Regions from separate parts of the Mus musculus genome. Here all the other regions are linked to region 1. The links are chromatin loops, found by intact Hi-C in ENCODE. Cell type or tissue: left cerebral cortex. All regions are shown on one strand. Region 1 holds the start of Scg3 (secretogranin III). Region 2 holds the start of Tmod2 (tropomodulin 2). Region 3 holds the start of Lysmd2 (LysM, putative peptidoglycan-binding, domain containing 2). Region 4 overlaps Tmod2 (tropomodulin 2).

The links. A loop is a pair of places that touch in the nucleus more often than their neighbours do. Peaks named below come from ENCODE experiments on the same cell type or tissue, not always from the same donor. Only the 100,000 strongest peaks of a DNase experiment are listed, where the experiment ranks them.
Region 2: a loop joins it to region 1, with 6 times the contacts of the local background. A loop is called at or near these places in 2 of 42 quality-filtered maps.
Region 3: it touches region 1 in a loop (2.4-fold over the local background); 2 of 42 quality-filtered maps call a loop at or near these places.
Region 4: it touches region 1 in a loop (5-fold over the local background); 2 of 42 quality-filtered maps call a loop at or near these places.

What each region holds. Positions count from the first base shown.
Region 1 is chr9:75,679,636-75,687,635 of GRCm38, forward strand. It overlaps Scg3 (secretogranin III), which reads right to left and starts at 4,421. Exons shown (of 12, transcript NM_009130.3): 1 at 4,000-4,421; 2 at 3,303-3,355; 3 at 2,639-2,684; 4 at 2,329-2,544. The coding sequence starts at 4,090. In left cerebral cortex, a CTCF peak has its summit at 4,362; DNase peaks (open chromatin) are centred at 365, 1,175, 4,438 and 5,286; H3K4me3 peaks cover 3,572 bases; H3K27ac peaks cover 4,478 bases.
Region 2 is chr9:75,606,223-75,614,222 of GRCm38, forward strand. Tmod2 (tropomodulin 2) reads right to left here and starts at 5,103. Exons shown (of 10, transcript NM_016711.3): 1 at 4,802-5,103. In left cerebral cortex, a CTCF peak has its summit at 4,885; DNase peaks (open chromatin) are centred at 1,614, 3,528, 3,980, 4,436 and 1 more place; H3K4me3 peaks cover 2,350 bases; H3K27ac peaks cover 2,460 bases.
Region 3 is chr9:75,623,644-75,631,643 of GRCm38, forward strand. Lysmd2 (LysM, putative peptidoglycan-binding, domain containing 2) reads left to right here and starts at 2,089. Exons shown (of 3, transcript NM_027309.2): 1 at 2,089-2,394. The coding sequence starts at 2,122. In left cerebral cortex, a CTCF peak has its summit at 3,458 (motif pointing right); DNase peaks (open chromatin) are centred at 1,714, 2,215 and 2,521; H3K4me3 peaks cover 2,395 bases; H3K27ac peaks cover 1,909 bases.
Region 4 is chr9:75,592,549-75,600,548 of GRCm38, forward strand. Tmod2 (tropomodulin 2) reads right to left here. Exons shown (of 10, transcript NM_016711.3): 2 at 4,662-4,854; 3 at 2,373-2,529; 4 at 15-137. The coding sequence starts at 4,787. Among named protein-coding and RNA genes, the nearest start is that of Tmod2, 15 kb to the right of the region's middle. In left cerebral cortex, a CTCF peak has its summit at 6,737 (motif pointing right); DNase peaks (open chromatin) are centred at 1,046, 4,615, 5,222, 6,970 and 1 more place; H3K4me3 peaks cover 484 bases; H3K27ac peaks cover 3,851 bases.

The sequences.
Region 1 (8,000 bases):
TTATGTTAGTGGTCAAGTCACAAACAATCCGTGTCTCTGCTGGCACCTACAGCCAGGGTGACTAATCGAGCCAAACACACACTGCATTCTTTTTATACTTTATTAAACTAAATGTTCTGTTCAACTAGAATGATTAAACTTGTTTTTAATGCAGTTATGCCTAATGTCTGTGGTTCTGGTCCACATACCTTAGGTTAAGAAGTAGAACTCAAGATTTAAATTCCCCAAGTAGAAAAACATAAATCATGGCCTCTATCCACCCAACACATATAATACACTTCTAAGCTCCCCTGAGACCATGATGTTCTGTGAAAGTCCCATTTAACTGGAATCCCCGCCCCAGAGATAATCAGCATAATTCTCTCGTTGCCATGAAACAAAATAATGACAGAGAAGAAAGCCTGGACTCACTTCTAAGCTGGACTGCAGAATGGAAATTCTCTCTTTTTTTTTCAAGGCCTACTTATGCCAACTCACTCATTACCTTACACACTCTCTCATTTCTTCATTTATTTATAGACTCATACAACAAATTAATGATTATTCAGGCACTGGCCCTAATATAGGTCTCTGTTCTTGTGAGGTTTTCAATGTAGTTTTGGATAAAGACAATCATAACTGGCTACAGCTACAAACATAACCGTTCAAACTACAAGAAGTGCAGTGAAGGCAAGGGGCAAGGTATCTATCAAGGCATGTGTGCTATACCAACCTAACTAGAAGTGTTTGACAGTCATTCTGAGGGCAGGGACTATAGGAAGGATTTTAGTTTCGGTCCCAAGAGAAATGAGAATCTACTAAAGAGATTTATGGGAAATAAAGAAGGCGTGTTCATTGAATGCTTGTAGTCCCAGCATCTGAATGTAGAGGCATGGGAACCTTAAGATCCAGGGTAGCTTGAGCTACATGAAAGACCTTGACTCAAAACAAATGAATCAAACTACCAGGGCATGCTGGCCATGGCGGCATATGTTTGCAGTCCTAGCAGTCAGAAAACAGAGGCAGGAGGATCTTGGGTTTAAAACTAGCTTAGACTATAGCTTAGACTATATCTCAAAGGCTCTGTGGTTGAGCTCAGTAGTGGAGTGATTTCCTAGCATGCGCGAGGCCCTGAGTTTGATATTGAGCACCCTCTACAAAGAACGGCATGCACATATTGCAGTAAGTCAGATTTGTAAACTAAAACACCCACTCCAGCTGTCACATCAGGAATAGGTTGAAAAAAGCTGGAGCGGTTGCTGGGAGATCTGTAAAAGATTTTGCTGTACTTCAAGTGAGACACGATTGAGTATTGGGTAAAGCTGGTGGTGATTGAGAACAGTAGGTTTTTTTTTTTTTGTTTGTTTGTAAAAAACCAAAGTTGGGAGATAACATGAGAAACAAAATGAGTAAGCTTTGAAAGATTAGAATTGAAGAGGTAAGAAAAAAGGAAATAGTTTAATCCTAGATTTCTGTCATGGAAAAAAAAGGATAAATATCAGCACAGTTCCTAAGGAAAGATCTCTTTTATTTCCCATTCATTCATTCATTCATTCATTCATTCATTCACTTTACATCCTGTTTGCTGACCTCCCCTTCCAGTCCCCACCTCTTAAAGGGGACTTGTGAGGAGGACAGAGCTCATGAGCTGACTCTGGGATATGCTCAGTTTTCAGTGCATCTGAAACTCCCAAAGCAAGATGTTAGGTAGGAAGAAAGTAGGTCTATAGCTCAAAGGAGTCCAGGTTAAAATGCAAGTGTGGACTGGCTAGATGACCAAAGGCAAGAGGAGGAAACTTTTAATAATTAAATAGTAGACACTTTACCATGGGGGTATTTTAATTGATCTAATTATTTGAGGAAATCATATTTTAATTTGTACTAGTTATTAAAATAAACAGAAATAGCAAAATGAGTTCAATAATGTAAAATGCAGATATCAGGTTTTAACTTTTTTTTTTTAAAGCATCAGTAAGGAAAACCAATTACCATCTCTGCCTTTCTCGCTTTTTCTGAGTCAGGGTCTGGATGGCCTGGTACCCTATGTAGCTCAGACTGAACCCAACCTTGTGACAACTCTCTTGCTTCAGCATCCTGAGTGTTGATCGGGATTCCAGGCCTGAGCCACCATACCTGTTTTGGTAAAGGGATCTTTAAAGGGGAAAATTGAGACTCTAGGTTTTTTGTATGTTATAGGTCAATTTTGGTTTGACCTCAACTTTGGACTTGATGAATAAAAGGTTATACGTGCATTCAATACATTTTGAAAGTGTGTGACCTTTTCTTAATATGTAAGGAGAAACTCAGAGTGAGAAGAGAAGGCGGCAAAGCACCTGGTTAATCATTTACCTTGAAACTTGTGGTCCAGTCCACTCTTGGTGGAATCGTACTCATCGATCAGTTTCCGATTTTTGGTTGAATCAGCGTCTTCCACGTTCAGTTGGTTATCAAACGGGGGGCTTCTTATGGATTGTCTCTCTTTCTCAACGGTTTCCTTTTCTGTTATTGCCCTCAGCAGATTCAAGTTATCGACAGAAGAATAATTGCTTTCACTCGGCTTGCTTTCTGGAAGGAAAGTTCCAAGCCCAACACATGCATTTTAGTTTAGAATTCTGTGACCCACATATTTAACTGAACAGCAGAGTGGTTTCTTTTTTACCTGAAGGGAATGCCTTTTTAATCTTGTCTGCCTCTGCCTCAGCGATCTGTGAGACAAACAGGAGACAGATCTGCTTTTAAATCCTTGCTTCACTACTTATCAATTCCACAAGATTTACTCTCTATGTGATTTAGTTCTGTTTGTAAAATGCAGGCAGAAAGCACCGTTGTCAGGATTAAATGAGACAAAACAAAGGGCTGATATGCTTTAATCAATTAATTCCTCTCTCCTGTGATACTGACAAAAGACAAATCTTCAACCAAGTGTGGTAGCATGTGCTGACAATCCCAGCACTCAAGAGGAAGGGGCAGAAAGATCAAGAGTTGTAGGGCAATCAAAGCTACCCAGCAAGGCTCTGTCTCAAAGAAAACAAAACAAGCCACGCACACACTTTGGTAAACTAGACAGTCTTATAAGAGTGGCTACAGTATTGATCTCACTGGGTTATCATCATGCCTCAGCCCATGTGCTATAAGAACTCAGTGCACTAATTGTGAGAACACAGAATTAGTGGAACCAGATTTATCATCTTAGTTTTTGTCAATTTATTATTAATGTCTTGGAGTTTATAAATGTAAAATGGCTAAAATATCACAAGGAAACTACAGTAAGTGACAACAGTGAATAAGATAACATAGGAGTTATAATTTTACATCTGACCTACCTGTTCATTCAAAGGTCTTTCTGCACTTAATTCTCTATTATGCAGGGATTTGTCTAGAATAAATACACATAAATATAAATTTAATTGTGCATTTGGGTGGTCAAATATGTTTCCTATTAAAATAAAAAACACAATGAAAAAAGATTTTTTGGAGAAATAATTCTGAATGTTATAAAATAAAATTTATAGTAGCAAAGATTATCAATTGTATACATGGTGAGTTCCAAAGTTGGTATGCTTATTATATTATTGCATATCCTGAATTAAATGCAATCACACTTTTATTTTCTGATCAGAAATTTAACATATAGTTCTAATTCTTAGCTTATTAGCTCTTTTCAATTGGAAACATACTATTTGGATTATCATTGCTGGTACATTAAAAGAGATCATCATATCCTGCATGTGTAATGAGCAAAAAAAAAAAAAAAAAATCCTAGCCACTTTAAGCACAGGTACTCGCTCCCCTTTTCAAAATAAGACCATGTTATCGCTCTATTATTTTAAAAGTAAAGGAGAAAGAAAAATCCATCTTCGTTCTCTGAAGTCAAAACCGTGTATATTCTGTCAATATGCACGATACGAGATCTGCTGAGAAAAACTAGGCAGGGCGATTTAGAGCTCACGGGTCACATCAAGCTTTATCTTGGCTGGGCCAAATGAAAGAGAACTCTAAAGCAGAGCAATGTCCACATACCTTGGCTGCCTTCGGGTTTGGGGAAAGCTTGAATTGGGCCGCTGTTGAGCACCAACACCAGTATCCAAGAGCCGGTCCAAAGGAACCCCATTCTTTCTTGCTCTTCTGTGCTTTGCTGGAAAGAGCTTGGCGCTGGGCCCCTGAGCTGTAGCTTTTGTTATGAATGAGAAGGGGAGTTAAGAAGCTGGAAGGGACAGGAGCCTGGGTGCGGGAAGGGAGAGGGTCTGGGCGCCTCCGGCGCAGTTGCTCCGGGCTGGAAGGAGGATGCAGGCTCTTCTGGCGCCCAGAGCAGGTGAGCAGGTGCGGTAGGCGCTGTCCGCCCCGCGGGTGCTGAAGTTCCTGCGCCGCCAGCGGACGCGGGCCTGGGCGTAGCTTTACTCCACTAGCTCCAGGAGAGGAAATGAGGAGGAGGCGCATGCTCCATGCAAACCAGAGGCGTGAGGATGGCGTCAGCGACCCAGCGCTACTCCAATCCCGCGGGAACGGAGCGGGGGAGGGGAGACAGGCTTGCTCGCGTATTTTCCTTGCCGCAGTCTTGGGTATGTTTCTACGTCGGAGTCGGGCCGGATTGCAGGATTGCTGGACGATAGGCATGGTTGCTGTACCTCAAGGGTTAAATGCCCTCTCTACCCGTGAACTTGTCAAGGAGACATGGGTAATCTTTGTCTAATTTTGATTGTTATTCTTCTGCAGTCTCTACTCCAAAATCCCTTCCTGCTATACTCAAAATTCTGTTATACCTTTATATTCTACTATAATCAAAATTCTGTTATAAACAAAAGATATAATTCTATCAAACCTTATAAAGACCTGCCTTTATTGATCTGTGTTGACAGTCTTTTGATGCTCTTGCATCTCAGCTCCACAGGAGCCTTTTGATTAGGAAAGCGCACGAATATTATTTCAAATACATTGTGCATAAAACTTCACTCTCACATAGTTAGAGAAGGAAACAAAACAAAACAAAACAAAACAACCCGTTTGTCCCTCTTGGAGCGAGAGTCCTCACCAGAAATATTCAGTTTTGTTCTCTTTCTTCTAACCAAGTAGGAAAAATAGTGTGCTTTTGTGACATTCTTCCCCGGGTCTAATTTATACCTGAGGATCTTGATGTTCTGAGAGTCTTTCAAGAAAAGGGAAAGCCATGAAAAATACTCCTCTCCTCATAAGCAAGTCAGAGGGGTGCTTCCTATAATCCGAGAATATCCTGGAAGACTGAGGTCATTGCATACAATTTACTATCCAAAGACTTTTAAGTGGTGAATGCGAGTAGCATAATGTGAGCGGGGTGCTGAGCAAGCTCTTTAGTCTGATTTTTAAGCAGAACTTGGATCTTTCCCTTTCAACTGCAGCCTGCTGAGAACCCAGCTGAAGAATGGCCACAAAGAAGGATCCAGCACAATCAGGCCTTTGATTTCTGGCTCCTCCCTCTCATGGACCAAGTTACTTATTTAAATACATGAAAACAAACAAACAAACAAACCCACTGACAAACAGATTTCCCTTTCTGGAGGTTTTGAGTTTAATAGTCATGCAAGTATTTCAGTTAAGAATCTAAAAGTCCTTTTGTTTCCATGTGAATCTTTTTTAAAAATTGATACATTAAAATCTGTTACAGAGTACTTCAAATCTAGCAGTTACTTCAAAACGAATAGATCTTTCTCAATGGTGGGTAGCACAGTATCATTATCCTGGTATGCTGCAGTCTTAAAAATTAACTCATGGGCTAGAGCAATGGTTCATTGGGTTTGCAGAGGACCCAGAACCTACATAAATGTAGCTCACAACTGTTTGTAATTGCAGCTCCAATCCTCTTCTGGCCTCTGTGAGCAACACATGTGCACATACCCCAACACAGACACACATCCATATAATTATTAAGATTGTGTTTAAAAATTTAAAAAAATTGGGTCATATTTTAAAATCACATCTGTGCTAAGGGAAATTTCTTTAGATCTCTGTTCCTTAAAACATAAATGACAGCTCTATCAGCTGACATATAGATGCCACTTGTTATCACATTAGATAGAAACTGAACTATGGAATGAGTAATGTTTCAGATCAGCTGACTTATGGAACAGGAAGGAATATGAATAGAATAGAATGTGGCATAAAAATAGAATATGAATAAGTTCATGTTTTTTTAGTCTTATTATACGTGATCATACTGGACAAAAGCATAGATTTGTAAATGGAATAATCTTAATTTAATTGAACAGATATATACTGAACATTTGAAATGTACCAGGTCCTAACATAATTGCTCATATAAAAAGACAAGATGACATTGGTCACTGCTGGTCTTGTGCCTAGTAAAGAGAAAAAAAAAACTGTATGAAACCAACATCAAAGCAACTCTATAGTATATAAGGTTCACATGCAACATGATGTTCTTAGTTAAGTATAGGAGAGTAAATAATCACCGAGGTTTGTTATGTCTCCTTTGTATGTGCAGAGTTCAAATGGAGTCCAAATAATGGAATTAATGACCAGGCAAGATATGGTAGTTGAATAAAAATGGCCGCCATAGACCTATAGGGAGTGTCACTATAAAGAGGTGAGGCCTTATTGGAGTAGGTGTATTATTAGGGCATGGGCATTGAGGTTCAAAAACAAAAGCCAGACTTAGTGGCTCATGCTTTTTCTGCTGCCTGCTGATCCAGATGTAGAACTCTCAGCTACCTCTCCATGTCTGCCTGCATGGTACATGATGCCATGTTTTCCCTGCCATGACTATAATGGACTGAACCTCTGAAACTGTAAGCCAGCTCCAATGAGATGTTTTCCTTTATAAGAGTTTCTGTGGTCATGGTGTCTCTTCACAGCAGTAGAAACTCTAACTAAGACACAAGGTTTAGAAAAATCGTTAATATTAAAAAGAGTTAAAATATTTTATTCTTATATGCAAAGACATGTAAATAGTAAATATTTTTAAAGCATGTTGACTTTACAAGAGAGTAGTAGCAGTGACACAGATGAACACAAAAGACATGGTGAGAACAGTGGGACACATAGCCTGTCACTGTGGCCCACGTGGCTTTCAGCACACAAGTACATCAGCTGGTACCTACCTAAAAAAGGACCTTTTGAGCTGAGAGTCTTGAAGGTGGAGATATCTACCCAGTCTGGTGGCTCACACCTCTGATTCCAGCACTCAGGAGGTGGAGCTAGTAGATCAGGAGTTCAAGGCTAGTTTTATTACACTGTGAATTCAAGGCTAGCCTGGATTACACGAGACCTTGTCTCAAAAGAGTAAACAAACAGCATAAACATAGGTAGAGATAATTAGAAGATATTCCTGCCTACTTACTATAAAAAAGCATGGTATTAATTATTATTAATAAGTGATTGTTATATTTACCATTATTACATATTTTATTACAGGAGATTTCAAATATAAAAGTAAAGAGTACATGGAAATGAGCACCATGAACCTGTTGTCCAACTTCAACAATTATAAACCAGCAGCTTCCTGGTATTTAAATTTCCAGCCAGTTATTACCCCATAATGAACTAATTACCCATAAATCCATAGACTTAATTCCATCCCTAAATATGTCAGTGCATCTATCTAAAAGATGAGAATTATTTTTTAATGATACTGTAGCATTTTAAACAAACCTAATAAGAATAATACTGTTTTAGTATCACCAAATCTCCAGAGTTTAAATTTCCTGACTTTTCTTATAAGTATTTTCACAGTTGGTGTCTTAGTCAGGGTTTCTATTCCTGCACAAAACATCATGACCAAGAAGCAAGTTGGGGAGGAAAGGGTTTATTCAGCTTATACTTCCATATTGCTGTTCATCACTAAAGGAAGTCAGGACTGGAACTCAAGCAGATCAGGAAGCAGGAGCTGATGCAGAGGCCGTGGAGGAATGTTACTTATAGGCTTGCTTCCCTTAGCTTGCTCAGCTTGCTTTCTTATAGAACCCAAGACTACCAGCCCAGGGATGGCACCACCCACAATGGGCCCTTTCCCCTTGATCACCAACTGAGAA
Region 2 (8,000 bases), 73 kb before region 1:
AATCTGATTAGGTATTTTCTCTTGTAACACTAACAATATTCTAAGTGTTTGGAAGCACAACAGCTGAGAGAGTCACAGAACACTAACATATGCCACTACCAACACATATCCAAGTAAACCCCCCCCCCTCTCTCTCTCACACACACACACACATACACATACCCAAGATCTAGTTATAGAAAAATTAATCTTGAACAAAAGGGATTTGTATCAGAGACAAAATACAGTATCTTGTGTGTGTTTGTGTGTGTGTTTGTGTGTGTAATTAAGTTTAGACCAGGCCTCACCCTGTACCCTTAACTAGCTTGGAACTCACTATGTAGACCAGGCTAGCTTGGAACTTGTGATGAGTCTCCCATCTCTGCTTCCTGAATGCTAGGATTAGGGGCATGAGCCATTGCACCTCGTTGTATCTTAAGAGTTCATTGGGGTTTTTTTTTTGTTTTGTTTTGTTTTTTTGTTTTTAGTCTGCAGTAGAAAGCCTTCTGCACATACCTTCTAGAATTTTCTCTGAACCAGGTTTAGTCTATAAGTCCACATAACTTTTCACACAAGGTTATATGTGATATACTCACAAAAGGACAAAGAGGGAACTCCACTATTTAAGTTCTATCAGAAACTAAATCAGTTACTTCCCCAGCATTTTCTAACCCAAAGTAAAATGAACTACCATTTGATGCTGGCTAGAATTTACATTCTCAGACTTTCTTACATACTGTCACAGATCCCAGACGTGAAAGGGAAAAGACAGCTGGACCCTGGGACCAGTCACCCAAGCCACGCAGGAGGGTGAGGCAAAAGGATCAAGAGTTCAAGGTTTGCCTGGACAACTTGTTGAGACATTAACTCAAAATAAAAAACAAAAGAAGGCTGAGGCCGGGCATGGTGGTACACACCTTCCATCACAGCACTTAGGAGGCAGAGGCAGGCAGAACTCTGAGTTCAAGGCTAGCTTGACCTACAGATTGAGTTCCAGGACAGCAAGGACTACCCAGAGAAACCCCGTCTCAACACCTGCCCCCAAAGAAAACAAAACAACCAACCAAACAACAACAACAACAACCAACCGGTGAACCAAACAACCAACCAACCGAATAAAAGAAGGTTTCAGCTGTGGCTCAGTGGTGGAACACTCGCCTAGGTTGTGTGGGCCTCATCTTCAATCTCCAATCCTACATGGGTGGAGAGGAGGGAATTCTTTCAGGGTAGTTCTTAGCTAGGGCAAGAACTATTGAGGGTTGAGAATGAACTAACACAGAGGCTGCACTAATAACTGGGATTTCCACATCACTACTTTAACCAACTGCAGGTCAAATTATCTTAAAAAAAAAAAGTCTGAGGCTATAGTTCAGTGGTAGAGGGCTTTCCTAGCAAGACTCTGGGTTCATTCCTAGAACGCCTCTACTGTGCGTTCCTTTTTGTTGTCAATCCAAAAAAAGAGGCACACGAGGTTACAGAATGACAGTATATTAGGTATAAGTAGCTCAGGGAGGCTTTAAACATCCCAGGAGAATACCTCTGGTTACATGCAAATACTGTGATAGTTTCTAAAAAGAACTTGATGGGGGGTGGTTTTCTATGACAAGTTTCCCACAGACACCAAGTATATAATGACATTTTGAGTTAAAGCTAGAGGATTCGTCTCTTAAGCATAAATGATCTAGAAGAACCAAAGGAAGCAATGTTTTCCTGACTCCACTAACATCTCTGGGAAGATTTTATGTCTTGCTTGGGAACTTGGAGTTAAGAAATTCCTGTCAGACTCATCCAGCACTCTGTCCATATCCACAAAGTCTTCTACAGCCTTTTCTATTTGTTCGTTTTGTTTTTGTTTTCTTAAAATTCACCTCCAATTTCTTATTTAAAAAGTTCAAATCTAAGCCAGGTGGTGGTGGTGGTGCACACCTTTAGTCCTAGGACCTGGGAGGCAGAGGCAGGTGGATCTCTAAGTTCAAGGTCAGCCTGGTCTAACAGCTATTTCCAGGGCAGCCCGGTTTACACTCTTGCCTCCTAAAGGAAAAAAAGGAAGGAAGGAAGGAAGGAAGGAAGGAAGGAAGGAAGGAAGGAAGGAAAAAGAAACAAGGTTCAAATCTACAAAAGAGTGGAGCAAAGTCCAGCTGTACACCGCCATTCTTGGTTCACGACTCTCGTCACTGTCCTCAACTTGCTCTACGACCACAGACCGTTCTGTTGAGTGTTCTAGATGCTAATGTGCTTCATCTCTAAAATCCGAAGCTTTCATAGTCTCAGAAGGTGCTCTGTGTGCTCTCACCAATGGGTTACCCAAACAGTGGACCCTAATGCTTTCATACTGACCTACCAGCCAAGGTGTGCTGACTGGCACAATGGTGGCATGCAGTTAGTGCAGACTCATAATGACTGAAGTGCTGAGACTAAGTGACTTGTGGATGCGCACTCTTCAATGGACCATCTAAATCAACCACACGGAAGCTCAGGGAGCATCATGGAAGGAAGCGGAAAGAGCCGGAGGATGGGGAGGAGTGCAGTGAAACGTCTTCTAGACAGGACAACGGCTGCACTCATGAACCCACAGCCTCTGTGGTTACTAACGTACCATCTGCACATCAACCCAACAAGATCACTTGACTTTGGATTTAGTAGGCTACCAGCAGCAGCAGCAGCAAAGGCATGAAGATTGGAAGAGGACATACTGGGGGCTAAGGAGGAATGGATAGGATCAAGATACACTGTGTCAAATAATAAGTAAAGGTATTTAAAAATATTTAAAATTCAAAAAAATTAGAACAATCTCCTATATACTACAGTACCTTTACTGTATCTAAGAACAGTTTCCATATTGTCTAACACACAGTGCATATTCAGGTTATCTTGCACATCTCCAAATTATTTCTCTTTACTTCTTTATTTTGTATGCAAGGTTGAGACAGGGTCTCATTACATGTTGCTGGGCTGCCCTGGAACTCCCTATGCAGATCAGGCTGGCCTTAAACTCACAGAGTTCTATGTGCTCGGATTAAGTCAGACCCTATCACATCCTGTCCCCCCAAATGATCTTTTACAACTATTGTTTTCTCATGTAGCAGTCAAAGTCCACATACATCAATTCACAGTCACCTGCATTCTTCCCACCTATGATAGCTGTTCCCTACCCCTGCATTATATAGGCTGGAATACTATACGGGTGAAATATAGATGGTCTTCTTATAGCAGGAGACCCATAAGAGGTACCACCTTGACCTTGGGAGGATGGTGGGAAGTTCCTAATCTCTGCATTGTAAAGACACGTGCTCCCTCAGTATGATGCTCTGAAATAATATGAAATCCTGTTCACACTCATTGGTTTTGTACCAGCTGGGGAGTTAGGTCAGTGATGTACAGTGTGTCTCTCAGACCTTCTATTGTGAATTCACTTTTCCCACAATAACCCATCAGTACCACTCTCTCTCTCCTCACTGTATGTTCTCTCTGGCTATTGCTTGTTGGAGTCTCCTCCCCCACCTTTTTGCTGAGCACATTTGACAGCTCAGGCCCAGCCCTAGGGAGCCACTAACCTTTATCAGCTGATCGAAGTGCCTGCTGCAAACAAAACCACCACATTGTGGCCTGCCAATTTATATTAACATAAAAACCAAACCTTTGAGATATTTATTGAGCTATACTGAAGAAAACTGAGGGAACCAGGCATATTTAAAACAAACAAACAAACAAACAAATAAATAAACAAACAAAAAACCAAAACTGGATTGGCTAAGCCCTGAAAAATCCTCCTGTTTCTTTAAGGGAAAACTGTTCGCTCGGTTTCCATCAAGCATTTTGTAAAAGTGTTAAACACTCTGGCCATCTCAGTACCTTGATATAAGAATCTAGGACGAAAAGAGGTTCAGAATCCATCTCACCAAATATCTCATTTTACACGGCGATCGCAGCTTAGAGAGGAGAGGGGGTCTGGCCCAGCATCCATCAGCGCCTAGATGGTGGAGCTGCTATGGAAACCATGCTTTTGTAATACGTTCTCGTTCTCTGATGTTCTTTTTTCTCCCTTCCCAAGCGCATGGTGAATCAGATATTTAATAGGCGCCGGAGAAACGATGGCGTTCTCGGCCTCTTTCCTGTAATTTGCATTTTAGCCGCATTACCTTCCCATCTTCTAATATTTTAAAATAAAAATTCCCAGAGCCTTTTAAAAAATCACCCCCCCCCCCAAAAAAAAAAAAACCCGACCTTCATATTTTTTGCAGGTTAACAGGTTAAAGCAAAGAAGCCTCGGAAAGACACAGACCAGCATGATTTTAACCAGGAAGAATAAGAAAAGATTCTCTGGGACCTGCTCAGAGAGGCTTTCTGAAGGCAGATGCGTCCTTGTGACAGCTCCCAGGATCTCAGAAAAGATGCCGGCCCGACTCCTCCCTTCCCAGGCTCTTGCTCAAATGAGGCCGTGAGATGCCCAAGACTCAGAGAGCTTATCACACACCGGTCTACGGGAGAAGAGAAAATGGGAAACAAAGCCTAAGGTGGAAAACCCCAGTTCCGTAGCCCGGAGCGACTGGAGACCGCGCCCTCTCTGCATCTGCGCGTGGACTGCGGCGCCGAGGGTCTGCGGGACTGCAGGGCACAGTGCAACCGGTACCCACACTCATCCCCGGCTGCCCGGCTCGGTCCCCTGCCACCACGCGCACCAGCAGCTCGGGTGCAAGCCGCTGCGGGCTGCACTTGGCCGCGCGCCACGCTATGGAGCATCCTCCCGCGGACACGCTAAGCGGGGGACAGGGGTGCTTCAGATAGGATGTCCCGACAGTGCCCTCCTGTCCCAGGTTCTCACCTTTGCTTGTGCCCATCCCGAAGCGGAAGGTCCTGCCCAGCAGCCTTAGAGCCAGGAGTGAGCGGGTCCGACCAGCAGGGGCGGCGCCGTGGCCCCAGGCTGGAGCTGCGATCAACAGGCGGCTCCCGGCCGGGCGCGGCGCGGCACGGGGCGCGGGGCGCGCGGCTGCAGCGGGGCAGCCTGGGAAGCGTAGTTCTGGCGGCGCGCGGTGGCCACTCCGAGACAGGACCCTTTGCCCGGGCCGCAGCTGCGTCTCCCAATGACGCGATGGCCTCGCAGGGTCCTCCGGTAGAATCTAGAGCTACGTGCGCCAGCACGCTGCGAGGCAGGTGGAGCCTGGGTTTGGGGGATGCTGGGTAGGCTCTGTGGACTGGCTCAGGATCATTGACGCCATGGGTGGCAGAAGCTTGACAAGACTGTGGACAGCTGAGCATCTTTCTGGGCAGCCTCATGAAGGCCCACTTTGGGCCAAGTATAGGAATAGACCAGGCCTGCCCTAGGATTTACTGGCTAGGTGTAGGTGTGGGAAGAACTAGATGGGTTAATTGCTTAAGAGGGGTTGGAAAACTAACTGGGGTTTGGGGAGTGGGATAAAAGTTTTGGTTTGGGAGTGCTGGGGAACTGATACCTACACACTGGCTTCATACTGGACATTGGATTCGAGACTCATTCCCTGTAAAATGTTTACAGCTTAAAGATGCGGTGTGGGAGTCAACAACCGCAGGTCTATCTGTACTAAGAGCACACACAGTCCGGAGTCCTTCATTGTGGTTACAGAAGACATTCTTTGGATGCAGTCTCTGATGGGAAAGTCCTGCAAAAAGTGCTATGCAAAAGATAGCTGCGTCTCTGGCCTGGGTAGAAGTTAAAACTCCCTGAGTTTATTACTGTGGGTCTTTTAGCAGTCTAACCTCCATCCCCACCAACGAAGATGTACTGAAATGTCCTTTCTCTCTGACTGGTTCTTAGGAACTACAGAATATTATCTTGTTTCTGGGGCATGAAAGTTGAATGGGACGAATCCCTGATTGTGGAAGTGCATAGCAAAATGGGTTCCTTCCAGAAACTTTCTTTTGAGAACGAGTCCTATCATGTAGCCTAGGCTGATCTTTTAACTCCTAGTCTTCTTGATTTTGTTTCCTAAGGTCTGGGACTACAGGTATGTACCACCATACACACAATAGGGGCATTTTCTATTCCATAAGGTTGCTCTCCATTTGACTCCTTGTTGGGTACGCTGAGTATATAACCTTTGAAGGGTACTTGACAGTTATAGCTGTTCTGAGTTGTTGTTGTATTTTTTTCCAAGTTGCTCCATGCAGTATTTCACTATATGGTGGGATTGGTGTTATGTTGGGATTAGTGCAGGAACATGAACTAAAGAGATGGATGCTTCAGGGCTGACTGGATCTATAGTAGACCAAGGATGGGTGAGGGTGAACTTGAATGGCTGCTATCTGGGGTGAGGTATGCAATAGTCACATAGCTGAAATAAAAAACATGCTGTAGAAGAAATCCTAAAGTCGAAAATAATAGCAGCAACTTTGCATGCATGTGAAAAATATGCCTTCATATTCCTGTAATTTTTTAAAAAATTTTTGTAACAGTCCCATGGGATGAACAAAGGGAGTTTTTATGGGAGTTCAGAGTCATTCAAGAAAGAGAGGTGGTAGGATAGGTTTATCCAGCTTCTCTAGTCATTAAGGACATCATTCTCCAGGGAACACCAGTGTGGTTCCCAGCGCCTACACAAGACAGACCGCAACAGCTTGTGACTCTAAATTTGGGGTAGCCTATGCACTTTTCTGCCCTCCCAGGGCATCCCCACACAAGTAACATGAACATTAACATAAATAAACAAAAATTAGGCCAGTGGGTGGCTGAGTCAGAAAATAAAAGCTGGCCTTTTAAGGCTCTGGAAACTAGGGTGGTGAACACAGGTATACCATGGCTGCTGAGAGACAACAGAGTTTCCATGGTCAACTATAACCCTGCATCCCCTTGTCAGAATGAAAAGAACTGGAGGTGTGACCAAACCAGTTTAAATAATGTTCTCGAGTTTTCCTATGCTTTTATTATGCCAAATGGTCTGTATAACAGACAGGATATCTGACCTTTCTATGTTGTACATTCATCACAAAGCATAGTCTTTTACTAAATAAAAATGGGGCTGTTTACAGATCAGATCAACAGTTTTACTAGCGAAAGGCACAATCTAAAGATATTGAAGCACCTTTGTTCAGATTGGAGGAAAGAGAGACAAAGATACCTGGTAGCCGACTACCTTCTGTGGCTGTGTCCTGGTCCTTCATAAAGAAAGGCTGAATGTGATACAGTGAATGGATCATGACTTCAGGAGCAGTCTATGGAATGAAGAAGACTCAGAAGTGATTTCTTATACTGCTGTCATAGTTGGAAGCCCAAGCAGAGATCAACAGCCACATAGGGGCTCTAGAAAGATATTGAAATTGCACTAAAGACAGTTGAGAAAAAAAGGACATCTGGTCAACCTGTGTGTCTCACAAGGGCTAGAAGTGAGTAGATGCCAATGGATATACAAATGTGGGAAGTAGGATACTTACTTAACTTTCCTGCTTTTCTCCATTAATTTATTTATCTATTCATTTTACATCCTGATAGATGCCTCCTGTCTCCCCTAACTTTCCTATTTTTAATATTAGCAATCAATAAGCAGGCATGGTGGCACACACCTATAATTCCAATGTTAGGGAGATGGAAGTGGGAAGTTCAAAAGATCAAGTTTACCCTCAGCTACATAGTAAGTTTAAGGTCAACCTGGGCTGTAGAGACCCTGTCTCAGAACCACAAACAAGCAGATAGACAGACATTAATAAGAAGTTTGGCCTGGAAGTAGACTTCTGTAATTCCAGCACTTGGTAGCTGAAGCAGGGGCATTGCTGAGAAATTAAGGCTGACCTGGCTTACACATTAAATTATAGGATAGGCTGGGTGACAGTGTGAGATGCTATTTCAAAAATGAAAATACCAGCTCCGTATGGTGGCACATGCTTTTAATACCAGAAATCAAGAGGCAGAGGCAGGACAATATCAGTGAGCTCAAGTCTGGTCTATTCTACATAGTGAGCTCCCAGAAATTCAGGGCTACATAGTGAGACCCTGTCTCAAACAAAACAGAACAACCAAACAAACCACAAACCAAGCAACAACAATAAAGCAA
Region 3 (8,000 bases), 56 kb before region 1:
GATGCCTCCGGGAGTATGTATCTGGTGGAGATAAGGTAAATGCACAAATGTTTCAAAGAAAACACAGTTCAAAACTGAACAAGATGCACAAACCACCCTGGAGGGTCTATGGGGAAATAATAACTGGGCAGGCTGGGCTAGGGACAATTTGGGGAGAATCAGAAAAAGAATCCCATGGAGAATATAGCCTTTGATTCTAGCCTATGCACTGCCCAAGAGCACTATTTGAAAAAGGGACCTTAAAGATGGAAGAAATCTGGGAACAATGGATTGGGAATCTACTTCTAGCATTTACTGTGCTTATGGGATCAGCCGAGCTCAGGAGCTCTAGACCAGCTTTGGCAGCATGAGTCCCAGGCAACAAACACAAAACAAATTGGATGTAGTGAAACGCAGGCAATCCCAGCACTCTGGAGGCTCAGGCAGGAGGATTTTGAGTTTAAGGCCATCCTGGCCTATACAGGTCAGACCGTGTTTCAGAAAAAGAACACTAAAATGCAGGGGCCAGAGGTGTAGCTCATCTGGTAGAGAGCTTGCTGAGGTTCAGCCCACAGCACAGCACCAACCACTTGTGATGGTACAGTCTGTAATCCTAGTAACAGTAGCGGCGGCAGGAACCAAGAGATCCAGGCTACAGGGAACCTTTTCTTCAAAATAGAGCTGGAGAGATAGCTCAGCACTTAAGAGAGTGTCTTGTTCATTTAGAAGACATGGATTTGGTTTTTTAGCGATTACATCGGGCAGCTCACAACCACCTGCAATCCCAGCTCCAGCGGATCTGTCAGCCTTTTCTGGCCTCCGCGATCACCCAAAACGCATACAGAACACACACACATAGATAAAAAAAAAAAAAAAACCTAAAAGTGGACAAATGAGCAGTAGACAGGGTTTTGGGAGAATACTGTTGCTGATGGAGGGAACAACACAGGCGAAACATGAAGATGGGAGTAAGGAAGGAGGTTAAGTTTTCTGGTCAGGATGCGGTATATATGTGAAAAGTAAAAACAACTGACTTGGGTGCCAATGTGGGTTTATATTCAGGGAAAAACTGAAGAATCTTTAAGGGGTGGGTGATACTGGGGACTACTGCTGCCGCTCTTCTTCCTCCAGTGTGTCCTAAACGGTTTCTTTTGTCTTTGTGGGCACAGCAACATACCAAACTTCAGAAAACCAATGAAACAAGAGAACTCTTCTCTTCTACCTAGAGTCGGGTGTGTGTGTGTGTGTGTGTGTGTGTGTGTGTGTGTGTGTGTGTGTAAGGGGATTGGGGTGGGGATGAGGGAAGGATGGATGAACGGGTGGGGGTGGCATCTCTCAAGAGTTAGGGCAGAAGACTCCAGTTAACTCTGCACAAGCCTAGGCCTGAAACTGGCACTGGTCTTCAAAGAGGAATGGACTACCAACAATTGGAGGGTAGTCAGCTCCCAGCAGACTACCCAGCAGGCCTGAGTACCAAACAGAAAGACTTAGTATACATAGGTCGGTGATAAGAGCACTGGCTTAGTGTGTGACTGAGGTCAGTACCTTGTCAAGGGTGTGCGCGTGAGTTGTGCGTGTGTGTTGGGAGGATGTCAGAAGACCTGTACCACCCAGGTGGACAGGGACCTGTATCTATGTTCAGTGATCTTAAGGTTTCCTGCCACCGAGATTTTGATGTCATTAAGGGGGTACCACTGAGCAAGCAGGCTGCCCAATGAGGAATCCGGAAAGGCAAGCAAAGCTTGGTGGGGGTGTACTGTGGCCAGGGCAGGCTTTGGGCGGACTCTTTCTTGTCTGCACGGTTTTGGGGTCCACATGGGTCCCAGGACTCCTCCGTGGGCCTCTGTCGGCTCACGGGCCTCGGCGAGCTCCCGCTTCCGCAGGGCCTTCTCCGACAGGACCCGCACACTGCAGTCCGGGCTCAGCTCCCTTAACCCCACCAGCACACGGACCTCTGGGGCCGTGGAGAAGCCGGCCGCGGAGGGCGGCGCGCGCCATGCAGGTCCCGCAGCTCCCCGCCTCGGCCTCGCGCCTGCCGCCCCCGCGGCACGGCCAGCCGCAGCCCCAGTGAGGAGGAAGAGGCGGAGGAGGAGGCGCCGCCCCCTTGGCGAGCTCGGCGCCCGGGCGGCCTTGGCAGGACCCATGGCGGATCTCTCGCCTGCGCCGGCCCTGCGGGAAGGCGGCCCCCGTGCGCACCGGCCCTCGGCGCCCTCCCCTCCGCCGCGCTCTCGCTCCACCTCGGAGCCCGAGGAGGCCGAGCTGTCGCTGAGCCTGGCCCGCACCAAGACCCGCTCGTACGGCAGCACGGCCAGCGTGCGGGCGCCTCTGGGCGCCGGCGTCATCGAGCGCCATGTGGAGCACCGGGTCCGCGCCGGGGACACGCTTCAGGGCATCGCGCTCAAGTACGGAGTCACGGTGAGCAGGGCGCGCCGCCGCGGCCCCGGACCTGCGGCCCTCGGGCGGGGTCGGGGGTGGGAGCGGAGGGTGGGGAACAGGCCGTGCGTCCCCGCGTCCCCGCGCCGCATCCCAGCGCGCACTGCTGCAACTGCAGTGGGCGCCTAAGCTGCTGCTGCTGCTGCTGCTGCTGCTGCTGCTGCTGCTGCTGCGGAGAGGGGCGGCCGCCAGAGCTCCCCCGACCAGCTAGTGCATGGCCTTCCCAGTGCCCTGCCAGTCTCAGCTCGTATCTGTCGCGCGAGAAACAAGGAGGCCCGCGTTTTGGGCACTACCCACAGCCACCTTTCCCCGTTTTCCTCCCCGGAGCTCACTACCTATTTACTCAAAGCCACACCGATACGAATTCTGCGCTGTGTAAACAAGCTGTGATGAGTCAGGATGTACAGTTCTTCCCGTGGATGGTTCTGGTTCTATCGATTCTGCTTCTTTATTTAGAAGTGAAATTACACCCCTGTGCTCACTGGCGACCCTGAACGTGACACCTGTCTAAACAGCAGCCTGGAACTGTGGTCTAGGTGAGCTGGAGGGCCGTGTTTTACGAATTTATAAGGGTGTGCGTCTTGGGTATATTTCATTACACCTTGGGGAAGATCACGGAAACCCGAGGGAACAAATTGTTTCATTAAAATTACTTATAATTAACTGTGAGCTGTGTGATGGCCTTTTTACATTGGAACTCAGTATCCGTTTTCAATGATCTTTCCTGAAAGCGTCGGGGCAGCAGTCAGAATTAAAATGATCTCGCCTGTATCTTCAGAGTAACCTATTTTGCATATTTAACCAGGTGTTTGTTTACCAGCAAGTCTTTCTATCTATCATTTAAGCGTTTTGAGAGCTTGATCAAACCATTTTGAGACCCTTCTCCACAGTTCTAAATGTTCTTACAGCCTGCCTTCAAGCATTCACTGAGGGCTGGTTTGGGTCAGAGCCTAGGAAAAACAGAACTGAAAAAAAAAATCTAAGTGTATGAGTGTTTTGCCTGAATTAATGTATGTGCACCTTCTGTGTGCCTGGTGCCCAGAAAGACCAGAAGAGGGTGTCAGTTACCCTGGTAATGAAGTTACAGAGGTTTTGTAACTCATCATGCATGTGCTGGGAATTGAACCCTGGTTCTCTGAAAGAGCATCCTGTGCTTTTAACTACGGAGCCACCTCTCCTGCTTCTGTTTGTTTCCGCGTTTTTCTTACTTAATTTGGCTTTCATAAGAAGCCTAAGGGGAGACAGGTGTGGCTCATCTTTCTGCAGATGAGAAGGTAGATAAGTGGTCAGGGTATTTCCAAATATGGTTATTACCAAGACCGGCTTGAGTTGACACAGGGATAAAGGGTCTTCTTTGCTCTAAATATTACTTCCGGTTTGCATTCTTAGCCAGAGCTTTCGGCATCCTGCTCACTGAAGGAGGAGGGTCACTTTTGTCTGGTTTCTGTGCATCTTAGCTACTAGGCTAGTATGTGTATACTTATGAATCTGTGATATCCAAAAGAGGCCATTATTTTTTCTGTTCTCTCCCATGTGACACACGTTCTTCTGGAATTGCTTGCTTCTGCTAAACACATACTTAGTGTGATGTAGACTTCTGTTCAAATGCTTTCGAACCTGTGATTTGTCTAAAGCGGATTGTGCTACTTTTAACTTTATTATCCTTTCCTATTAAAGTATAAATCAGATTGTCCTTACTTTTATAAAGGCTTCTGATCTTTTTATTTTATTTTTTAAAATGTTATTCATTTTATGTGCAGGGGTGTTTTGCCTGCATGTATGTCTGTGTACCACATGTGTGCCTGGTGCCTGTGGAGGTCAGAAGAGGGCAAATCCCTGGGACTGGAGTCAAAGTCTGTTGTGAGCCATCACCACATGGGTGCTGAGAATAAAAACCTGGTCCAGGGTAGAGCAACCAGTGCTCTTAACTGCTAAAGTGTCTTGCCAGCCCCAACTTCTGATTCTAATGTAAATTCAGATGTAAAGAATTAGGTACTTAATCTCTGGTCATAATTAGTCTATAATGTGATTTCTCAACTTCAACACTATTTTTAATACATTTTAAAAATTTTTTAGTGTTTTGAAGCCAGGGTCTCATGTAGTCTAGGTTGGCCTTGAACTCCCCATGTAGGTAAGGATGACCTTGAAGTGCAGATCTTTCTGCTTTCACCTGCTGGAGTAAGGTGTGCATTCCGTGTGACATTCTGTTCATACAGATGGAAAGATTCCGTGTTTCAGGAGGCTGTCCTGAGCATTGTAGGGTATTTCACAGTACCCAGCTCTTCCCACCAGACACGAACCCTTCTATTCTTGTCTGCACATGGCTGGATGTTCTTCTAAAGGCAACATCACGCCTGTTTTTTGTTTCTTCCTTATTTGTTTTTGGCCTTTCAAGACAGGATTTCTCTTAGCCTTGACTGTCCTGGAACTCACTTTGAAGACCAGGCTAGCCTCCAACTCACAGAGGTTCACCTGCCTCTGTCTCCAGAGTGCTGGGACTAAAGGTGTGCGTGTGTCACCACTGCCTGGCTCCTTTATTCTTAGCTCATTGCTTTGATGAAATTGTTTTGGAGGTGCTCCCATTGGCTATACAGAACCAGGGAATGTGATAATGCTTATCTTAAGCTAGATGTGGTGGCGTACACCCATAACACCAGTACCCATTGAGGAGGCTGAGGCTGGACGGTTACTGGGAATTCCATGTCAGCCTGGGCTACATATAGAGTATTGGAGTCAGGGCTGCATAATAAGATGATGATATGAACAACCGAAACCATCAACCAACCAACCAAACCAAACCCCTTCCCATAATGACCAAGCGGTATTCTTGCTTTATTATTTTTGGTTTTCTGAGACAAGGTTTCTCTCTGTAGCCCTGACTGTCCTGGAACTCGCTCTGTAGACCAGGCTGGTCTTGAACTCAAAAGATCTGCCTGCCTCTGCCTCACAAGTGCTGGGATTCAAGGCACATGCTCTCACCACCTGGCTCCTAAGGTCTCTCTTCCCAATGACTCTAGCTTGTGTCAAGTTGGCATAAAATCCACCCAACAGAGTAGGTTTTGTTTTGTTTTGTTTTGTCTTGAGATAAGGTTTCTCTGTATAATCCCAGTCTGACTTTGAATTTGTAACCCTGCCTCAGCCTCTGGAGTGCTGGTATGCATCGCCATGCCTGACCGTAAAGGATTATTCTGGCTGCTGCTATGATGATAGACTGTATGGACCAGGACCAAAGGGAACAAGCTAGGATGAAGGCTTTGTAGTGATGCAGTGAACTAGAAGAATAACTAGGATAACAGCAGTGAAGAAGGGAAGATGTAGTGAGAAGTGGCCGGGGCTGGGTCCTCTGCTGATCCTGTCAGTTGTGTCTCATCTGTAACCCAGGGGCCACACAGGAACCAGCTGGGAATGTGATGTAGGATACAGTTATACACTCACTTGACACATTGTGAATCTGTATTTTGGCAGCTTGATTGCAGGGTTCTCACCTAGGAGCTTTCTTTTCTTGTGTCAGTCACAATGTAAAAAAGACTGTGTCTGCCTGCTCTGCTTCCTTGTTTACTGTTTCCATTGAGTATATCTGACTCAGACATCTGCCGGGAGACCCAGGGGGCCTCTCTGTAGGAAGAAGAATTCTGTTCAATTGAGCCAGATCGCCAGGCAGTGGTGGCTAGCACATGCCTTTAATCCCAGCACTTGGGAGGTAGAGGCAGGCGGATCTCTGAGTTCGAAGCCAGCCTGATCTACAGGACATCCATGGCTACACAGAGAAACCCTGTCTCGAAAAAACAAACAAACAAACAAACAAACAAACAAACGGAATTGAGCCAGGTCAATTAGCCCCAGTTCTTTTTCCAGTGAGTTGGAAAATATGGTATTTCTACAGTGTCCTTTCTTCAGTAACTCACCAATAACCCATACTCATCATTTCTTCCTCTACTTGTATGGGACCTGGGTTACTTAAGGCCTATGTTAGACACCAAGGTTACATGATACAATGTCCTCTCTTTCTAGCAGGTCCTTCATGTGTGTATGAACTCAGTCCATAAAAATTCTGGGTGGTAAGGGTTTGTAGCCTGTGAAGTGGAGCAGGCTCTAGAAGGGAGGATCCTAGACTGGGACTGAGTGAGGATGCACAACCTGCTGAAGATATGAAATGCAAGAATTGATTGGAAGCCTATTTCCTTTCTTTAAAAAAAAAAAAACAAATTAAAGTGGGGTTGGAGAGATGGCCCAGTGGTTAAGAGCACTTGCTGCTCTTTCAGAGGACCTGGGTTTGGTTCTCAGCACCCACATGACTTACAACCATCTATATCTAAATCCAGGGGATCCAATTCCTTCTTCTGACCTCCTTGGGTACCAGGCATTTACATGTAGGCCATACACATGAAATAAATATAAGAACATTTTAAAAATGACCCCTTTCCTCAGGTTGGGGATAGCTGTGACATGCACCTCAGGATGTGAGTAGAAGTTAGAGGTCACCTTACAGGAGTCAATTCTTTCTCTCCACCCTGTGGGGCCCAGAGACCCATTTCAGGTCATCTGACGTGGTGGTGAGCGCTTTTGCTGAGCCATTTTCTAGGCCCTTTTTTCTTATTTCTTTTGAGACAAGGTTTCATGTAGCCTTGAAGTCACTGTCTAGCCCACACTAGTCTAGGGCTCCTGGTTCTCCAGCCTCCATTTCAGAACTTGGGATTATAGGCTCTGCTATTCCCCAGGTAAGGCCAGTTCTGTGTGCCAGCCACAGTTGCTGGTGGGTGCTGTCGGTGCCCTCGCCTCCTCCAGGTGTGAGTCTAACACTCAGTTACACACAGGGTTAGGTTGGGGCATCTCTGCTAGAATTTGAGGAAGTGGTTCTGGGAAACCGAAACCATTTGGGTCGGGTTGAGAAAACCATTGACTGAAGTTCAAACCTCAGACGTAAACTTGCTGGAATGTCCCTGCAATGTTTATCTCTACTGAGACATTAAGGCCCCTTTAGCTCTGGCTCTAGATTTAGCTATTGTTTGATTCCAGCATCCTGGCTTCTCCCTGTTGTATCCAAGCCACTGGGGGAAATTGGTCATAGCTCAAAATTGCCACTTAAGAATAGTTTATTTAGAAACCTTGGAAAAACTAGAGAACTGCACAAAAGCTGCAAATAGGAAGGAGAGAGCAAAGGAGACAGATTTGCATAAACTCTGCTTCCTCCTCCCTCTTTCTTTGACACAGTCTAGACTCACTGTGTATCACTGTGCTTATACCGGCTGAGTGCTGGGACAGAGTTCAGGTCTTAGGTCCGCTCTTCCTCTTCCATTTAGCTACTAAGCCGAGTTGCTGCACGCTTCCCCCACATTAAAGACACCTTGCTGGGAAAAAGTGGTCTTCCTGTTGAGGGAGGAAGGGTCTTGGGAGTTAGAGTTAATTGTGTGACTTCTGGGCTGTTCTTAATGGTAACCACTGAGGCTGCTGGGGGTTGTTGGCTGTCACAGTGTCACCCAGAGTGAAAGGGATGGCAAGGTCACTTGTGATTTCGGGTTTTAGTAGTTTTTATGTGTTCCCACCCCCTTGTCCCCCAACACTATCACTGAGGAATAAGTATGGAGCAT
Region 4 (8,000 bases), 87 kb before region 1:
CCCTGAGAACTGACCTGCAAGGTCGTAGAGTTCAGTGTCTGAGGCACTGGCCAAGGCTTCCTCCAGTTCTGGGTCCAGGGTCACTTTCTCTTCTTTCCGAGTTTCTACAGGCTTTTCCTTGGGGATAAAGACTCTCCCTTGAAATCAGAAGAAAACGAAAGACGACTGAGCTACTGCCTTACGTGTAAGGCGGGCAGACTGAACAGAAGATGCAACGCTGGCATTAAGACACACGCCATTGAGCTGTTTCCTGTCATCTGATGGGGCTAATCTAGTACGAAAAGGAAGGAATCCTGCCTTTACCACACAGAACTCCCCTGAGCTCACTAGTAATTGAGCATCTTCCTAATGGTGATAGTTAATATCATCAACTTGACAGGAAAAGACAAATCTCCAGGCATGAGGGAGTTTCTAGACTGAGTTAATTGGAAAGACTCTAACATCTGTGGGCAGCTCCAATCTGTGGGCAGCTCCAATCTGTGGGCAGCTCCAATCTGTGGGCAGCTCCAAACTGTGGGCAGCTCCAATCTGTGGGCTGGGGTCTAGGACTGAATGAAAAGGAGAGTGTACCGAGAACCAGCGTCCATCTGATTTCTGTCTGCGGATGCAGAGTGAACCTCTGCTGTAGGCTTCTGCTGTCCTGAAGGCATGGCACATAGGACTGTTCTCTTGAACTGTCACTCCAGACAGACCCATCCCTCCTTGAGTTGCTTCAGTCAGGTACTTTGTCACGGCAGGGAGGGTAACTACCCACTGGCCATCTTCTAAGGTGATTGTGTGCACCTTTTACACTCAGCTAGTCCTGCTTTCACCACAAGCTTCATGTAGGTCAATCTGGGTTTAGTTTGCCTTAGACACTCCTCAACTCAGGAAAAAATGACAAAATCTCCTCCTTTAGTATTCTGTCATTATTGAATACACACCATTTTGGGAATTTTATTGAAGATTTTTTACATTATACCTCATGCTTGTCACAATTTGGTTAAGTCCTACAGCAACCGTGTTACCATAGAAACAGCTTGTGTTGCCATAGAAACAGCTTGTATTCCACAGTAACCTGAGGCTGTTAACCTGACACATCACTGATCAGCTCTGCTTTCTTAATTTCCTTCTCAGTGGCAAGTGACCCATCACGTCACGTGCACAGCACAGAAAGAGTGGCAAGGATGACACCTGCCTAGTGCCCCCTTTTCCTCACCACTGAGTAGAGGCCCAAAGACCACCTCACTGGAGCTCAGAGGAAGGAGCACCTCCTTCCTGTCATTCAGCTCCACCCAGTTTCTTAGGCTGATACAGATACCACACAACCACCAAAGTAAACCAGCGAAACGATGAACACAGTCACAGGGCTATGAAAGCAAGGCCCAGGGGTCATTCAGATAGGGCACTCTATGGTAGGAAAGGTGATGACAGAGAGGGGTCAGGGAAATCCAAGGCCCAGCATTTAGCTGAGAGTCTCTTGATTTAAAAAAAAAAGTGTGTGTGGGGGGGGAGTATAGGTCAGAGAGCAGAATTGGACAAGTCTGGGAGAATGAACAAAGACACAGGCTGGGGCTTAGCAAGGAAAGGAGCGATGCAGGCAGGAGGCCGTGCAAGCTACACCCATGCTGAGGCTGCAGCAGGGTTTAGGAAATTATGCAGGCAACACGTCTGAAGTGTCAGCATTGGGGTGGGGGGTAAAGTCTGGGATGATGTGAATTAGGAGCCTATTTAGGCGACACAGTGATGGGGGCAGGAGAGGGGTGGGGGAGGAAGGGATGAGGAGAAGGAGGAGAGGGAAAGAAAAGAGAGGAGGGGACAGCATAGGGTCCTGGCATGGACCTGCTCCTCACAGCCTTCCCAGTCACACCAGTGTGTTCCATTTACTGGATGACAAGCCATCCTCTTGAGATCCAGGGTCTGCCATAGAGTTCTGCAGGGGAGGTTCTCAGTGAACGTAAGATGAATGCATGGCACACTTTCCATCATAGCTCTAGAGCTGGGGGATGGGGCTCTAACCACTCAGGACAGAGTAGGAGGCCTTGCCTAGACTCTTCTAGTTGATGTACCAAAAGGTTTTTCTCTTTTAAACTAATGAACTTCAATTTTGAGAATAGCTTCAGGTTCATATCAAGTTGAGCAGAAAATTCTCATGTACCATGCCCTCCCCAACCCTCCCCACTAATATCCCATGAACCCATGAAGACCCATCGTTACCACCATGAGCTGTAATTTACCTTAGCGTTCACTCTGGGTGTTGGACACGACGGTGTTGTAAAGTATGGAGTGTAGTTTATAGGTTTACTTCCTGTTCCCAGATCAGCTCCTTTGACGGATGCTCCACAATGTGTGAAGGGCATTCTGTCCCAGGACATGGAGTCTGTGGGCCTTACCTTTCTTTTCTCCTGTGAAGGGTACAAAGTCCTCCCTGTCCTTCTGTTCCAAAGCCTCTTTCTCCAGGTACATGAGCAGGTGTTCTCGGTCAAATGGGCCAGTGGCTGCTTTCTGGGTCTGGTCTTTCTGTCGGAATCCAGCAGGTAGCGTTGCACTCTGACAAGACAGATGTGATGAAGGGAAGATGTTGAGTAGACCGAGTGTGTTGTTTCTTTATTTGATTGTACTGACTGAAAGTGGGAGAGCAGGGGGCACCTATACCAGCTGACAGCTCTGGGGACATGCATGTTCTAACCTCCTTTGCTAAGGAAGGGAACCCAACCAGCTCTAGGGGCAACAGCGACAGAAGTATCAGCTTTGGATTTTCTGCAGCTGCCTTCTCTCTCTCTTTCTGGATAAAGTTTCACCATGTAGCCCTGTCTGTATGTTCTGGAACTCACTATGTAGACCAGGCTTGCCTTGATCTTTCAGAAATCTGCCTTTCTCTACCTCCCAAGTATTGGGATTAAATGCAACACTATGCCTGGTTGTATTTTAGATTTTTAAGTCAAGGTCTCCCTTTGTAGCCCATGCTGCCTTAGAACTCCCTATTTTGCCCAGGTTCCACCCAAACTCATAATCTTCTTCCCCCACCCAAGTGATGGCATTATGCTCACCTGCTCTGATTAAGCCCCATTTTCCATCCATATATATATGGATGGAATATATATATACATATATAATTCGTACTTAAATTAAAAAATAAACTAAATATCCAAAGTATCTAGTACAGCAAAATGCCATATAAATAATTTTATTTGCTTACATCTCTAGAGTTAAATCACTATTTTGGATGCCTCCAACTTTAAGCTTAAAATAATGTTATTAGGGCTGAAGAAGATATTTGCAAATGAAATGCTATAAAGAGCTACTCAGCTTTTCAAGAACTGACAAAAATATTAGAAATTGATATTATGATGATAATCATCTATACATTGTCATAGAATTTCAAATTTTTTGTATATTTGAATAAAATTATACCAGTTGTGGTAGTACATACAATCTCTGTACTTTACAGGTAAAGGTAAAATGATTGAAATTTCAAGGTTCTCCTTGCATACATAATGTTCTTGAAGCCAGTCTCTCCTATGTGAGACCTTGTCTCAAAAAACAAAACAGAAAAACCCCAAACAACAACAAAACAAAACAAAAATAAACAAACCAAAAAGAGAAAAAAAAATGCTATAAAACCAGGCATGGTGTTGCATGCTTGTAGTCAACACCTAAGAGTCCAGCTTGGGCTACATAATAAGTTCCAGGCCAGCCTTAGCTACACAGTGTGACTCCATCTTAAAAAAAATTCTGGGCTGGTTATAGTGTTACATATATTTAGTCCCAGAAATTGGGAGGCAGAGGCAGGTGGATGTCTATGAGTTTGAGACTACCCTGGGGCTACATAGTGAGTTTCAGGCCAAACAAGACTATATAGTGAGATCTGCCTTAAAAAAAGAAATCTGACTAGTGTGGTGTCTCATGCCTGCTATTCCGACACTTGGGAGGTAAAAACCAGAGGGATTCAAGGTCATCCTCACCTATATAGTGAGCTTGCAGCCCATCAAGGCTATAAGACCCTGTGTCAATAAACCCAAAAAATGGTCTGAGGCTATGGCTTAGTTGGCAGAGTGCTTGCTTCACACACAGAAACCCCTGGGTTAAATCCCTAACATGCTGAAACGTCTGTAATCCCAGCACCTGGGAGGAGGAGGCCAGAAGATCAGAAGTGTAGGTCATCCTCAGCTACACGATGAGTTCCAGGCCAGCCTGGAGTACACGAGACCCTGTCTCAAAAAATAAAACCAAAAGAAACTCTACACTCCACAAGTGTTTGCAACAGCACCTCAGACATTTACCAGTGTGGGATCTTGTGTGGGTCACTCTGGCTAGTGTGCCTTCTATTTATAAAACCGAGTTAATGCCATTTCCCCAAGGACTCTCGGGCCCAGCAAGGGATCTGACACTTGGAAAATACTTAGTAAGATTTGTTCTCTTTGCTCCCCCAAGCCGCAGGCTAAATCAGACTGTTCCTTCCCAGCAGAAAGCACTTTTGCGCATCTACAGTGAACCAGTTTTTGAGAAACAAAACTTGGGCTCACTGTGAACTTGTCAAAATGGCTCAGCAGCAATGGGGAAGAACGCAGAACTGCACACTGGGGCTGTGGGGACTTCAGCAACCACCGAAGGAGAGAGCCGCCCGCCCCCTTTCTCCTGTGCGCTCATTAAGCACCCCACTCCAGTCCTACACCACAAACCTCGGGATCTAGGTCATCTAGAACATTTTCCAACTGTTTCAGTTCCTCTTCTGAGAGTTTGCCAAGAAGCTCGTCTTCGTCGATGTTCTTGTATTTCTCCAGCCCTTTTTGAAAGGGGAGCGCCATGGTTTCCAGGATACACCTTTCTCACACACCTTCGAGCGGGCCAGCTTCCTGAGGCTTCACACTACCACTGACAAAGAGAAACACCGTCATCTCCTTACTGTACACTGAAAAAATTAGTAATAGACTGTGCCAGGCTCGCAATGGAATCTACTGCACAGACAACTGACCCGAAAGGCAGCATTACCCTAATTTCCAGAGCTGACCACAGCTTGCAGGATTTTCACACAAAGCACATTATCCCAACCATTTCCCTGAGTAGAGCAGCCCTGTAAGGAAGACTGCAAGATACCATCACTGGATTTTACAGACCGCGACTGAGACGATGGTGACCAGAGACTTTGCTACTGGCTTCTGGTTCCCAGGGTAGTGAGTGCTTTTCCATTCTACTACAATGGAAGTAGCTTTCCACTCCTAGCTTTCCACTGAGAACAGTGAAGAACAATGAACAATTGTATGGCAGTTGTAAGCAGCATACTTGTGCCCTTTCAGGGTAGAGAGCGCTGTGGAGAACACAGAATGGGACTCATTCAGGAAAGAGTTTAGAGGCTCTGGGTGAGAACACATTGTCCCTTAAGTCCACACAATGAAACCAAGAGACATTTTAAAGCTCTGGTCACACAGTTATTCTCTCTTGTCTTCTTTTCTTATCTTTCATTTTTAATGATGTTGTTGAGAGTATTTTAATATTTTTTTTAATTCACTTGAAAGTTCCTACCTTTAAATAATGACCTTCATCACACCTATCCACGACCACCTCCCTCCAATGCCTTCTAGTGCTCCACCTTATCTCCCTCCCAGATTCACATCCTTTTTATTTTGGTTGCTATCATCTCTGCAATTACTCTTCCTAATTGCTCTTTCTTTATACTGCTAAGACATTCTCTTCCAGTCTTCCACTCCTCTGAAATGCCTCCTTCTTGAACTTTCATAGCCAATGCAAGTTTTTCTCAGCCCCTGGCGGAATATTCTACAGATCTTCCTTAGCAAGACAACTCAGCGTTCTGTGTTCAGTCAGCTCTTCCAGTGCAGTAAGGGTTTGCTGTATACCTGCTATTACCAGTACAATTCTAGCAAAGCTCCCCTAGGAAGGTCAGAGTGTAGTGAGACAGACACACAGACCGCAACAATGCCGTGCCGTAAGTGTTACAACAATGTCTGAAGTCGGCTGAAAACTGTTGGATAAGGAAAGGGGAAGGTTTGAGAGTCATCGGGAAAGAGACTGTCATTGAGCTTTGAAGGAAGAGGTCCTAAAGAGGACATACTTGTACAAGAGCCACCTAGATAGAGCAGGGCATACACAGAAACACAGGGTAGGAAAGTACACCATGAGTTGGTGGAATGGGCTGGGGTGGCTAGGGGGAGGATTGGTTGACTGGGAGAAATGGGATATTGGTGAAAGCTATGTACTATGCCTAGGGGACCTGGATCTTACCAACTGAGCTATCTCTTTAGCTCTAAATTAACGACCTCTCACAGGGAAAGTGTTCCGCGTATTGTCTGGGTGGTCCCAATTTACTCCAAAGTATTCAGGTGATAGAAGAGAAAGCCAAGTGGTCATGGCTGGAACAGAAGGTCAGAACATCATGATCTGGAGCTCCGAAGATGCAGGAAGGGCCAGGAGAAGAGGAACGTGAGGACTCTGGAAGTTGAAATAAGTTAGGACTGTCCCCCTCCAGCCTTTAGAGAGGCATAAGGTCTCTCGGACACCAGCAAACTCCTCTTTAACTTCTGAAGGGATGACACACTTATATTGTTTTAAGCAACTGAATTTGTTCTTTGTCATGACAGCAATACAAGAAACTAATATACTCCCTCCCAAATGTTCTCATCTCCAGGGTAACTGTTCTAGAATCCTTGGTTTGTCCTTCATTTCTGCTGGCCACTCGGCTCTGTGCCTCAGGAGTACTATGTGACTCAGACTGCCCTTTCTGCCTTCTGTTTGACCAACAGGAGGCACCAGCGGCAAAGAGGAGGACACAGTGGGGATAGGGGTGGGGGAGGGTGGGGAGAGGTTGTTTCAGAAGACCATGACTCCCCAAGGCCACCCTCTTGCTGGCTTCAGGCCTCAGGGTGGTAAAGGGTCTCTGTGAGGACTCTTGCCAGATTTCTGCCTTGTTGATTCTCTAAAGCTCCCTAAATCTTTGTAAATAGCCTCTTTATTGAAATCTCCTCAAGTTATTCGGTCTGAGCCCACCCTCTGTTTCTTGTCGGGAAGTTGGCAGATGTGGCACCATGGCTTGGAATGTCCCCTTCTCTTTGTTCACTGCCTCTGAGGCTTGGCTAAGATCCAGAGCTCTGCAGGACTACAGGATTGAGGGAGGGAGGCTGTGGGCCACTGAGCCCAACCACACAGGCTGCTCTGGGCTCTCTCTCATCACTCTTCTCTGTCTTTCTTCAAGTTTCTCTCCCTCTGCCTTAAATACTGGTATCCTTCAGGGTCTCACCGTAGGAGTTACATACTTTTGAGTGGCCTCTCACTGCCCCAAGGATGAAGTTCAAATTCACACTCTGGCTTCGGTAGCTTTGTCTTCAAGGTCACCCAGGGTGTTTACTTGCCTTGAAGTTTTAATTATTATCTACATTCTGCTAACTTTAAAATCTCTATCTGTAGTCTAGGTTTTGTCCCTAAGGACCAGATCTGAGTTATATGACCAAAATCTTCCCTTGGCTACCTCAGACCCTGAAAATACACCAGAAAAGCCTTCACGTGCCCTTTCCTCCTCTAGAATCTCAAGAAGTTGTTTCTGAAGCCAGGGTGTCATCCTGGCCATTTCCCCTTCCCTTCGCTTCCAGGCATCACTTGGAAATCCCGTCCTTACAGAATGATCGGGAGCTGCATCTCCATCTCCATCCATGCCCAGACCCAGCCCTTCACCTTCTGATCATTCTACACACAGTGCTCAAAGGGATCTTTTTTGAAATCTCCTAGTGGCTTCCTGTTGCCCTGAAGATGAAGTCACTCTGGCCTCTGCAGCTCTACCTCCTCCTGCACGGCTTCCCCAATGTCCTCCTGGATCCAGCCTCCTGGACCATTTCCAATCCCTGGAACAGAAATGCATGTTCCCTCTGCTCAGAGCACTAAGAACCCCTCCTCACATCCCACGCCTGGCTGACTCTGCCAGACTCATCTTCCAGTGTCAATGTGAGTTTTATTTCTTCCATCAGATCAGACCCTGAGTCAAAATCTGGGTTACTTCCTGGGCCCCCTTGACT